Linked DNA regions of Homo sapiens: all the other regions are linked to region 2. Evidence: read pairs that join two places in POLR2A ChIA-PET (ENCODE). Cell type or tissue: CD4-positive, alpha-beta T cell. All regions are shown on one strand.

What was found. Peaks named below come from ENCODE experiments on the same cell type or tissue, not always from the same donor. Only the 100,000 strongest peaks of a DNase experiment are listed, where the experiment ranks them.
Region 1: POLR2A ChIA-PET joins it to region 2 with 5 read pairs; 3 of 35 experiments call an interaction of 5 or more read pairs at or near these places.
Region 3: POLR2A ChIA-PET joins it to region 2 with 5 read pairs; 5 of 35 experiments call an interaction of 5 or more read pairs at or near these places.

Annotation. Positions count from the first base shown.
Region 1 is chr16:50,779,165-50,783,164 of GRCh38, forward strand. It overlaps CYLD (CYLD lysine 63 deubiquitinase), which reads left to right. Exons shown (of 19, transcript NM_001378743.1): 9 at 501-880; 10 at 2,082-2,247; 11 at 3,161-3,302. Among named protein-coding and RNA genes, the nearest start is that of CYLD-AS2, 22 kb to the right of the region's middle. In CD4-positive, alpha-beta T cell, a CTCF peak has its summit at 2,159 (motif pointing right); a DNase peak (open chromatin) is centred at 2,157; H3K27ac peaks cover 1,558 bases.
Region 2 is chr16:50,272,110-50,276,109 of GRCh38, forward strand. The region is part of intron 1 of ADCY7 (adenylate cyclase 7); the gene reads left to right. Among named protein-coding and RNA genes, the nearest start is that of ADCY7, 7.6 kb to the left of the region's middle. RefSeq lists enhancers at 1-26, 27-861, 2,273-2,342. In CD4-positive, alpha-beta T cell, no CTCF peak of the experiment used is centred here; DNase peaks (open chromatin) are centred at 291, 2,002 and 2,382; H3K4me3 peaks cover 2,589 bases; H3K27ac peaks cover 4,000 bases.
Region 3 is chr16:50,194,539-50,198,538 of GRCh38, forward strand. The region is part of intron 1 of TENT4B (terminal nucleotidyltransferase 4B); the gene reads left to right. Among named protein-coding and RNA genes, the nearest start is that of TENT4B, 43 kb to the left of the region's middle. In CD4-positive, alpha-beta T cell, no CTCF peak of the experiment used is centred here; a DNase peak (open chromatin) is centred at 2,413.

The DNA of each region.
Region 1 (4,000 bases), 510 kb after region 2:
ATTTAGCTTTTGTTTTTTTCTGAAATAAGCAATGAAGTCTATAAAATTCCCTTATAAGTATTAATTTAGCCATGTTTCACAAGGATTCTTTCTTTCTTTGTTACTTTTTCTCTCTTTTTTCTTTATTGTTAAAACGTATTATTTCTTTTTTGATCCATTAGATATATAGAAGCGTTTCTTAAGGTTTTCGGTATCTTTTTGTACTGCCTTCTCAATTAATTGTATTTTGGACAAAGACTATCACGTATACGATACCCGCTGATAATAGATTTTTTTGGTTTGAACAGTTGGGTGCCATTGACTGAGGTGCATAAATATGGAGGTGGAGAGAGGAGCGAGAACACTGTTGGAGATAATAACTTTGTGATGCCTATGAGAGTACTATTAATAGCAGGGAGGTCAGGTGGGCAGTTGGACTAGATCTGTATATAAATTTTTAGAAATGTAAGACAGAGTCAATATCCTTGAATACATTTCTGTAATTAGGAATAATTTTTTAGTTGCAGAAGACCCTGCAAAATCTCTTACAGAGATATCTACAGACTTTGACCGTTCTTCACCACCACTCCAGCCTCCTCCTGTGAACTCACTGACCACCGAGAACAGATTCCACTCTTTACCATTCAGTCTCACCAAGATGCCCAATACCAATGGAAGTATTGGCCACAGTCCACTTTCTCTGTCAGCCCAGTCTGTAATGGAAGAGCTAAACACTGCACCCGTCCAAGAGAGTCCACCCTTGGCCATGCCTCCTGGGAACTCACATGGTCTAGAAGTGGGCTCATTGGCTGAAGTTAAGGAGAACCCTCCTTTCTATGGGGTAATCCGTTGGATCGGTCAGCCACCAGGACTGAATGAAGTGCTCGCTGGACTGGAACTGGTAATTTAACTTGACCCAAAAATTTCAATTTTTTTCTCTGTGAGGTTTTGTGCAGATTTCGCCCTATTATATGCTTTTTGACAAACTGTTATATTTGTCAGAAAAGCTATCACTGCAGAATAATTTTCTCACCATGTTTTCTGACTTCCCTTTGCCGCCCCTGAAGCTTGCGACCCACTTGTCCTAATGTTAGTTGATTTATGTTCAAGGAATGAAAGTTGATTTTTAGGCCAATCGATTTAGGCTCCTTATATTAAACAGAATTTAGTAAATCAAGCAAATTTGCCATCAGCTTTTCTCTTTCTTCTTCAGCCCCTTCCCCTGGTCAGTTCTAATAATTATATCACTGGCTTTAAAGTTAATCACCATTTTTAGAGATCTTTTGAGACCTTTGCTAGAGGGAAAGGTTTTCCCTTTAGAGATCAGGAGAACATATCATTTGATATTTTGTAATCAGGAAAGGAGAAGTTGAGTATGTTTAGGATTTATTTAGAGATGGGGTCTCACTCTGTCACCCAGACTGGAGTGCAGTAGCACGGTCAGGGCTCACTGCAGCCTCGACCTCCTGGGCTCAAGCTATTCTCCTGCCTCAGTCACCTGAGTAGCTGGAATTACAGACATGTACCATCATGCTTGGTAATTTTTTGTATTTTTAGTAGAGACAGGGTTTTGCCATGTTGCCCAGGCTGGTCTCAAACTCCTGGACTCAAGTGATCTGCCCGCCTTGGCCTCCTAAAGTGCTAGGATTATGGGCATGAGCCACCACACCTGGCCAATTTAAATATATTTCTTTTTTTTTTTTTCTTGTTTGTTTCCATGCTAGTGAATACTATCTTATGGGGCATGGTGGGGAGGCAAGAATGAGGGTTAAAATAAATAGCCTTCTCCTTCCCTGCCTGTTTTAATGCTTGTAGAAATGGTGCGGGAAAGCCCGTTTAACCAGGGGAGGTTGAAGCATATATTCTGAAAGGAAATACAAGAAGGACTTCATGCTGGATTAAGGAAGTCACTTCTTAAATCAGTAGCTGTGGGCTGAAGCACTGATTACTCAACTCCTTTTTCTTGATGAGGTTCTCAGTACAGGTGCGAAGAGGGAGTGGTGAGAAAGGGTATACTAGAAACAGGTCTTAGAAACCTTAGTTCTTTGTATACTATCTCTGTAAGGCACGGTATAATGCATATTGAAGCATTTCTTTTTCAGGAAGATGAGTGTGCAGGCTGTACGGATGGAACCTTCAGAGGCACTCGGTATTTCACCTGTGCCCTGAAGAAGGCGCTGTTTGTGAAACTGAAGAGCTGCAGGCCTGACTCTAGGTTTGCATCATTGCAGCCGGTTTCCAATCAGATTGAGCGCTGTAACTCTTTAGGTATTTGGATGCTTTTTGTTTACTTAACAACCTGGAATGACTCTAATTCTAATCTCATATCATGTTATATTAGGTGATGGTGACAGTGTTTTAATATATTTCTTGCCAACGCTCATTAAGCTTTAAATCAGTAAAAATGTTGCATGGTGTATAAGAAAGTTGTTTTAAGAGGGGACATCTTAAAAAAGTATTAGGACGTGCGTTTGGGACTTATAAAGTGAATAATAGTGTGGTTTGTTTTTCTCTTCCTGTTGATGACAGACATTTAGTTTTCAGCAATACTAGTGGTAGAAATTGAAATGTAACCTTCTTTTTTTTTTTTACTGACTTCCCTCACAGTGTCTTGTTTACAGCAGTGAGTGTATCTTACAAAGAAATCAGCATTTTAGTGTAAGAAGTAGATTTCAACTGATTGCTGGAGGACAGCTCTCCTCATCATGTGTAATTGGTGGCAGTTTCCTGGTGCTGTTCCTTTCCACTTCTACATAATAGTGGAAAAGCATCTTGGGGCTTCAGCAGGTGCAAACAGGAAAGCCATCTTTATGAAAAACACTCTTATTATGTTGAAATAGTACTTTGGAATTTTCATTTTCTTTTCAAACTTGAAAGTGAAGCAACTTCAGATAAATAGTGAAATATTTGGGAAACATATTTTACTTGACAGATGCTTTTTACACATAATACTCTAAAGTGTGTTTTTAAATCTTGGAGGAAATGAAGTTGAAAATGAACAATAGCAATTTTTATAAGCCAAGTCAAATAGCAGTTAACCAAAGCCTACTTTCCACTTAAAGAAAAAATTTTGCATCAAAATACAAAAACATTTTAAAATGAAAAAATATTTATGGGAATACATATTGTAATAGTTTAAAAGAATTCTTTTCATTTACTTTTTTTAAAAAAATCTTTTCAGCATTTGGAGGCTACTTAAGTGAAGTAGTAGAAGAAAATACTCCACCAAAAATGGAAAAAGAAGGCTTGGAGATAATGATTGGGAAGAAGAAAGGCATCCAGGGTCATTACAATTCTTGTTACTTAGACTCAACCTTATTCTGGTAAGTTTAAAAAGAATGCAATAGGTATAGATAGTGCCATGAGGCAGGGACACATACCGGTGTGTGTGTGTGTGTGCGTGTGAGTGTGTGTGAAAGAAACTGCCATCTGCCTCTGAGTAGAGAAACTGGATGACTGTGGGTCAGGATTGAAAGGGAGATTTGCTTTTTATGACATACTCCTTTTAAGCTTTTGAATGTTGTCTCATGTTTCTGTGTCCAGAAAGGTGAATGATATTGGTACAATGGAATAGATATACAGAGGGTATCTGGGAAATCTTTGTGCATGTCTCAAACAACATAACTTGCAGTAAAGCCATTGGCTGTTATGTGCTGTATTTCTTTTAGTAGGTAAAGGCAGTCATAAAACTACTGTCTTTAAAAAAACGATTTTCAGTAGCAGCACTGCTGCCCTCATATATGCAATTTTTTCCAAAGTGGAACAACTTAAGATTTTTTTTTTTTTTTTTTTTTTTTTTGAGACAGAGTCTCACTCTGTCCCCCAGGCTGGAATGCAGCGGCACAATCTGGGCTCATTGCAACCTCTGCCTCCCAGGTTCAAGCGATTCTCTTGACTCAGCCTCCTGAGTAGCTGGGATTACAGGTGTGAACCACCACTTCTGGCTAACTTTCTTTTTTGTATTTTCAGTAGAGACGGGGGTTTCACCACGTTGGCCAGGCTGGTCTCGAACGTCTCACCT
Region 2 (4,000 bases):
CAGGGTATCAGGACATGCTGGAGGTGACAGGGCAGAAGGAATGGCCATGACCCTCAGACACAGGCCTGTACCCTGGGGAGGAGCTCATGTCCCTGGAAGGCAGAAGGTACCTGCAGTGGGTGATGCCACCACCCGCCTTCTAGGGCCCGGATCCCTGGAGGCCGCTGGACCCAGGGCACCCTGATCGGGGTGCTTTGTCTTCCAGGCCCCAGGCTCTTCCTGCCCTCCAGGGTGCCCTTCCTGCCCCTGTAACTGGCCAGCTTTCCTCATGCTGGCCTCTGAAACAACCTAGTCACACTGCCTCGGGCGCAGCTGACTGAGATCATTGCTTCCTGGAGTCACCGACTGGCTGGGCAGGGAGAAGCCTAGCACCCTGGGATGCAGCTGCTCTGCACAGATGGGGAAACTGAGGCCCTGGGAGCTCTGCAGCCTTGGGGCTGGTGTGTCTTCCTGGTGGGAGCTATGTTGGAGTTGCAGGCCCTGCCCCATTCACAAGCACATCCCTTGGCCTCACTCATGGGAGGGATGTGGACTGGGGGCCAGTCTTGTGGGCTTGTCTTGGTCCTGCTGCTGTTCTTGGGAGTCTGGGTCTCCCTCCTCCTGGGCATCTCCTTGCTGGAGCAGGGGTCCAGGGTGCTGGTGTAGGCTGGGATGAGACCTCCTTCTGTGTGTGTGCGCATCTGGCTCCTGGGCCCCCAGGCCTGTCTCCGGTACCCCCTCTGGCTGGGAGGAGGAGCCCTTTTAAGCTGTCTGAAGGAGCTATTTTAAGGGGGGCCTGGGCTAATGGGAAGTGGCCTCTTTTGATATACCCAGACTCCCTGGAGACACTGCTCCATCCCCTGGGGGCAGGGACCAGCACTTCTGTATCCCTTTGTCAGGCTCAGCTCTCCTGGGCATGGGTACAAGAGCAGAGCTGCCCTTTGGGGGCAGGCAGGAAGTGAGGCTGAGACCCTGGTACTGAAGTGTGTCCCCAGTGCCTGTTTATGTCACGATTTCTCAGGCTGCTCACCCTGGTGTCTGGAGCTGACTGGGGTGGCCCTGGGTGATGGTACTTGCTGTGTGCCCACATCTACGTGAAGCCCCTGAGAACTGGTATTGTTACCAGTCCATTCTGTGGGTTAGGAAACTGAGGCCCAGAGAGGTTCAGGAACATGCCCAAGGTCACACAGCTCCTCCAAGGTGGAGCTGAGATTCACGGCCTGCTGTTGGATCTCAGAGCTTGTGCTCCCAACCACCATGCTTTCCTGCCTTCCCCTTCTGCCCTGCCCTGGCATTTCTTTTCCTCACTTGGCTCATTTATGACAATCTGCCCTCCTCCTGGCATGAGCTCCTCAGGGGACCCATGCCTGTCCTGTGTGTTGTAGCAGCAGCAGTGCCTGCACCTGCTGCAGGCAGGAGCTCAGTGGCACTTGGCAGATGGGGGTCTGGTGGCACCAACATGTGGCCTCTTTCCTGGTGGCAGGATGGGCCCCTTTCCATGTGCAATGGGGGTTTATGAGGTTTTATAGCTATGAGGTCACGTCACTGCTAGAATAGGCCATGGAGCGAAGAGAAGGGTTTCATCCCCATTGCTCAGGTGAGAAACTGAGTCCTGAGAGGCAGGTCACCTGCCAGAGCTCATGCAGTTGGGACTGGGGATTCCAGGGTTGGGGCCCAGTCCTTAGCTGCCAGTTCAGTGCTGGCTGTACCCCCCAGTCTGTGGAGTATGGGGTTTGATGTCCCTGTGTACCAGGCAGGGTTAGATCCTGGGAGCTGGGTAGTGCATGGCTGGACGTGCAGCCAGGTAGTGACAGGTCAGGGTAGCCTGTGCTTCTGTGGGAGGTGCAGGCCCTGGGGAAGCTAAGGAACAAGGCCAGACTGGGAGGGGACCAGGCAGCCTTCCTGGAAGAGGTGGCAGCTCAGGTTGGCCCTGAAGGGCGGGCAGGAGTTCGCCAGGCAGAAGGCATTTGGAGGTGAGGAGGTGGGCGTGTTTTTAGATTGCCGGAGCTGGAGATGAAAGGGTGGGGCTTGTTTGGGGAACCGAAATCAGCCAAATCACGCAGCCACAGAGGAGGCCAGGGAAGCTCTAGAGGCGTTTTTTGGCCAAGGGGTGAGCAGAGATCGGGCTTGGTGTTTTGGGGGGTCCTGGGTAGGTGTGGGAGGCCTCGTTTCGGGGGCCACGGGGCTCCTGTGGCGTGAGACTCCATCACAGTGACCTCCTGTGCCCAATAGCTCCGTAAGGGCAGGGTTTGTGGAAGGAAGGAGTGAGTGACCGGGAATGGGGTCTTGGGCTCCAGGGACAGCCATGGCGAGGGCTCTTCTGTGTGGGTGCAGGTCCGGAAGCTGGGGCTGTGGTTGGTGGGGGAGGCTGGGTGGGGCTGCTTCCCCTGCAGAAGGGCTCTTCCGGGCTCTTGGCGCGGTTTCACGAGGCAGTCCCCTCTGTGTCTCTCGTGCCCCCTAGGCCTGGATCGGGTTCTCAGGAAGCCTCGGGGAAGTGAGGGTCTTAGCGCCTTGGTTTGGGGCTGGGCACTTTGCGAGCTGGTGTCATGGAGGCCAAACTGGGGGCCTCCGGGCCAGGTGGTGGCTTCAGGCTTGCTGTTGGGACAGGAGGCCAGGCTAGGCAGTGACGCCTCACTGAGCTCCATGGGTGGCACGCTGAGCTCTGGGTGGGAGAGGCCTCTCCCACTGACCTCTCTGTGACTGGCTTCTCTGCTGGTCTGAGTGGGAAGGGCCCTCAGAGACCCTGGAGGCCTTTCCTGCCCTGGAGGAGTCAGGCCCAGAGAGGGTGAAGAATTGCCCGAGTCACACAGCTGGTGACAGGGAGAGCTGGGACTGTACCTTACATCACCTGACATTCAGCCCAGGGCTCTATTCCCTGCACTGTGGCAGATGGGGAAACTGAGGCAGGTGGGCCACTCCTCTGCATTCCATGGGAGAGGCAGGAAATTCGACAGGAGCCCTTTGCCGGGTTGGCACTTGGAGCTGTTTTCCTGCTTGCTTTTCCCCAGGGCAAGGTGCTTCCCAGCTGAAAACTGCCTAGGGAGGGTGCTGTTGAGACCGTGAGCACCTGAGAGCCCTGGTCTTTCACTCAGGCCTCTCCTCTCACCTCCACCTGGGAGGCTAAGCTCAGGGTAGGTGTCCTGGCCCACAGGCAGGTGCATGGGCTGGTCCCGCCAGCACCTGCAACCTTCTTGTGCGCAGCTAGCCCAACCTGGGGTCAGGTGGAGGTGGGTAAGTGGGGCCCCCAGCATTAAAGAGCTTCATAGGCTGTCAATTAAGGGGAGGCTAGTGGGCTCTACAGGCCACAGCTACCCAGGGAGCCTTCTTAGGGGAGGAGTTCCTAGGTGGGTCTCAGAGACTCCAAAGTCAGCATTTCCCAAAGGAGGTTCATTAGGGATTCAGTGCAAAAAGAGTCTCATTAACAAAAGGATGGGGAAATGTTCAGCTGTGTTTAATTCAGCAGGCTTCTTTCCTGCAGGACTTGTCAGAGCCTTTAATTTGCTAATGTGTATGGGGGATCTTTAAATGGGGAAGAGGAGAATGTTGAGCTCAGCACCACCTGTGACCAGAAATGGCTGTGGATGTGTGTGGCTGCGCATATGTAGCTTTTCATGTTCCTGCTTTTGGGCAGAATGCACCTCAGGAAATGCAGATAGAGAGTTAATCTGCACTGGGCCTTGGAGAGGGGCAGGCCTGGGTTCGAATCCTAGCTCCACTGTTTCCTAGCAGGTGGGCTTTGGGCTTGGAGGTTAAGGTCCCAGAGTCAGTTGCCCTGGCTAGAAATGGAGCGAGAGCACCCCCGCCCACCACCCTTGGGTAGCCCAGCCCATTCATGGTTCTCTGCAGGTTCTCAGAGGAGACAGCCAGCCAGGTGGTTTTTGGCCCAGTTTGTCTCCCGGCTGGGCTCAGAGGTCGCAGAGCTTGTCTTGAGGCCTGGGTACTGTGCCGTCTCCTGCCAGCAAGCCTGGAAGGCTTGGGCCGAGGACCCGACTCTGCCTGGGATGTCACCTGTGAGCTCCCT
Region 3 (4,000 bases), 78 kb before region 2:
TCTTTTTTTCAGGTTCATTGAATTTGCTTTGAGACAGGGTCTTGCTCTGTTGCCCAGGCTGAAGCGCAGTGGTGCAGTCATGGCTCACTGGAGCATCAATTTCCTGGGCTCAAGCGATACTTGCACTTCAGCACCCCTCCACCCCCACCCGCTCCTTTCCCCCACAGTAGCTGGAACTACAGGCGCTAGCCACCGTGCTTGGCTAATTTTTTTTTTTTTTTTTTTTTTGAGACGGAGTCTCGCTCTGTCACCCAGGCTGGAGTGCAGTGGCGCGATCTCGGCTCACTGCAAGCTCTGCCTCCCAGGTTCACATCATTCTCCTGCCTCAGCCTCCCAAGTAGCTGGGACTACAGGCGCCCGCCACCATGCCCGGCTAATTTTTTGTATTTTTTAGTAGAGACGGGGTTTCACCGTGTTAGCCAGGATGGTCTCGATCTCCTGACCTTGTGATCCGCCTGCCTCGGCCTCCCAAAGTGCTGGGATTACAGGCATGAGCCACTGCACCCGGCCTGGCTAATTTTTAAATTTTTTTTTGTAGACTGCCCAGGCTTGTTTAATTGATTTTCTATGTGATCTTAGGGAAATCGATTATTTCCCATAAACATTTTTTTAATTAGAAGTTAAATTCTGCCTAGTTTGATTCACAGGATTATTGTGGATGACTGAAACAGAGAATAGGTAAGAGCTTCTTTGAAAAATATGAGGTACCATACAGAAGTTAGATGCTTTGTCCTGGTGATACCCCCTCCAAAGCACAGCTAAGGAAATGTGGAAGGCACTCTTATCTCATCATATAGCTTTGAAAGCCTAGCATTGAAAGTACGAACTTGATTCTTTTGGAGAAATCCTTTGGCTCTCAGTGAGTTTACTTTCTATTAATGACTGTGTTAAGCGGAATGAAAACTGAAAGAGGAAAGGGGAGGAAGTCAGAATTAAGCAGGAAGAGTGAGCCCATAGCAGAGTCCAGATTTAGACCCCAAGCTACTTGGAATGATACTGGACAATTATGGGTGTGTTTAATGATGGTCCTGAGTCATGAAAACAAAAGGAGGCTTTAAATTATGTCTGGCTTAGTGTACAGCATATTTTTGTCATTATTCAAGTTTTAGCATGTAAAGAGGAAAGTGTGCAGTACTTATGCATATCATTTTCATTAATGAAACTAAATGAGGCCTCTTTAAAATTATCAGTGTTCACAGTATCTTCCAAAAGACATGTAAATGTATAAAGGTATAAAAAATATACATATAAATTTTACAATTTTGTGAGCTATATAGTAGATCTCTTATTTTGTCCATAGGTCTTAAAGATCTTATACTGTATTCAGGAATAAAGATAACTTCAGTGGGAGGCCTTTACAGGGCTAATGAGTAAGCATTATTTTGATAAAGTTCTGTGTTGTCTACAATAGATATAGTAGAAATACTCTTGGAATGGTAATCATCCCAGGCCCTGCTTTGGAGCGGAAGAAATAGTCAATGTAGAACTTTACAGTATATTGTACACAGATGTGCCTGCTAATAACTTCTGTAGACAGCAAAGTTTAAGAGAAATTAGGTGGTAAATGCAACATATGTATCTAAATAAATTTGGTCTGAGGGATTTGATAAGATGAAACAGTACATAGTCCAGAAAATTTTTATACTCAAAGAATTATAGAAAATATCTGAAATGTTTTCAGTTTTGTGCATATCCAGAAAATGTCATCCTGTGATCTGCTGGTTGGCAGCCCAATGGCAGTATTAGATGTATTGTTTTTATTTTGTTTTGTTTGCTATTTATTTGGTTAAGAGAGTTACCTAATTAGGAGTGTGAAAAAAAAGATTTATTATAGTAGTGGGCTTTTGTTTGACTTAAAACATTTTTGTTGTTACCACAGTATGAGTGCCTTGTTTGTGAAATTTGTTTACCGGGAAGCCATATACTTAGAGTAGCTTTTAGTTTATCATTATCATCATCATCATCATCATCATCATCATCATCATCATCTCCTTCATCATGAAAGGAAGAAGCTACCAATGTTGCTTTATTCTGCAAAAAATACAATAGATGCTTGTTGAAAGTATGGAGTGAAATCTTAAATATGTCTGTTAAAAAGAGTACAACTGGCCAGGGGTAGTGCCTCATGCCTGTAATCCCAGCACTTTGGGAGGCCAAGGCGGGCAGATCGCTTGAGCCAGGAGTTTGAGACCAGCCTGGGCAACATGGTGAAATCCTGTCTCTACAAAAAAAAAAAAAATAGACAAAAATTAGCTGGGTGTGATGGCATGCAGCTGTAGTCCCAGCTACAGTGGGGCTGAGGCAGGGGGATTGCTTGAGCCCAGGAAGTAAAGGCTGCAGTGAGCTATGGTTGTGCCACTGCATTCCAGTGTGGGTAACAGAACGAAACCCTGTCTCAAAAAAAAAAAAATAGTACAACTTTAAGCAGGATGTGGGCACATGCCTGTAGTCTCAGCTACTTGGGAGGCTAAGTCAGGAGAGTCACTTGAGCCCAGGAGCTTGATGCTGCAGTGAGATGTGATTGTGCCACTGCCTTCCAGCCTGGGGATGATAGCAAGACCCCATCTCTAAAAAAAAAACAAAAAACAAAAAAAAAACAGAGTACAACAACCTTTGGTAAACTTGGAATATAAAGGTGTTTCCTTAACCTGTTAAAGAGCTGATAAAGAGTGGTACTTTCAAACCAGTACACATTATGTGAAACACTAGAGACACTTCCCATTTGTTAAAAGAAAAACCTTAGCCAAATTAAATTTAAGTTTTTTTTGGAGACAGAGTCTTGCTTTGTCACCCAGGCTGGAGTGCAGTGGTGCAAGCACAGCTCACTGCAACCTCCGCCTTCTGGGTTCAAGTGATTTTCCTGCCTCAGCCTCCTGCGTAGCTGGGACTACAGGTGTGCACCACCACGCCTGGGTGATTTTTGTATTTTTTGTAGACATGGGGTTTTGCCATGTTGCCCAGTCTGGTCTTGAACTCCTGGGCTCAAGCAATCTGCCTGCCTGGGCCTCTGAAAGTGCTGGGATTACAGGCGTGAGCCACCATGCCATTTAATGGTTTAATTGAGCAAAGAATGATTTGCAAATTGGGCAGCCTCCCGAGCCAGAGTAGGTTCAGAGACTCCAGCACAGCCATGTCGTGGAAAAAGATTTATGAATGGAAAGAGGAAAGTGATGTACCGAAAACGGAAGTGAGGTACAGAAACAGCCGGATTGGTTACAGCTCTGAATTTGCCTTATTTGAACACAAGTTGAGGTTTGTACAGTTGGCCACCTTTGATTGGCCAAAACTCGGTGATTGGCACAAGAGCAGGTTATAGTCTGTTTACATCTCCATTTTGGTTATAGTTCATTATGGACAGAAAAACCTGTAGGTCAAACTTAAAATATGTAAGGAGACAGTTTTAGGCTAAACTTGATTTAACACATTAAATCCGTAACAAGACAGGATGCCTGCCCTCACCATGTTATTTGATCTTATTTTAGTAATTCTAGCCAATGTAGTAGGGCAAGAAAACTGCCTGCTTGGCTACAAAATAAACACACAAAAGTCAGTATCTGTAATATGTGACAGAAAATATAATTAAAAAAAAAAAAAAAAGCCGGGCACAGTGGCCCATGACTGTAATCCTAGCACTTTGGGAGGCCAACGTGGGTGGATCTCTTGAGCTCAGGAGTTCAAGACCATCCTAGGCAACATGGCAAAACCCCGTCTCTACAAAAAATACAAAAAAATTAGCCACGTGTGGTGGTGAGCTCCTATAGTCCCAGCTACTTTGGAGGCTGAGGTTGGAGGATCATTTGAACCTGAGAAGCACAGGTTATAGTGAGCTGAGATCACGCCACTGCACTCCAGCCTGGGTGACAAAGTGAGACTCTGTCTAAAAAAAAAAAAAAAAGAAGAAAAGGAAAGGAAAGTAAAAGAAAAAATAATTTCACTTACTAGAGCATCAAATCCCTAAGATAATTTAGAGCAAAGCCAGAAAAGTGAAGAAAATATAAAA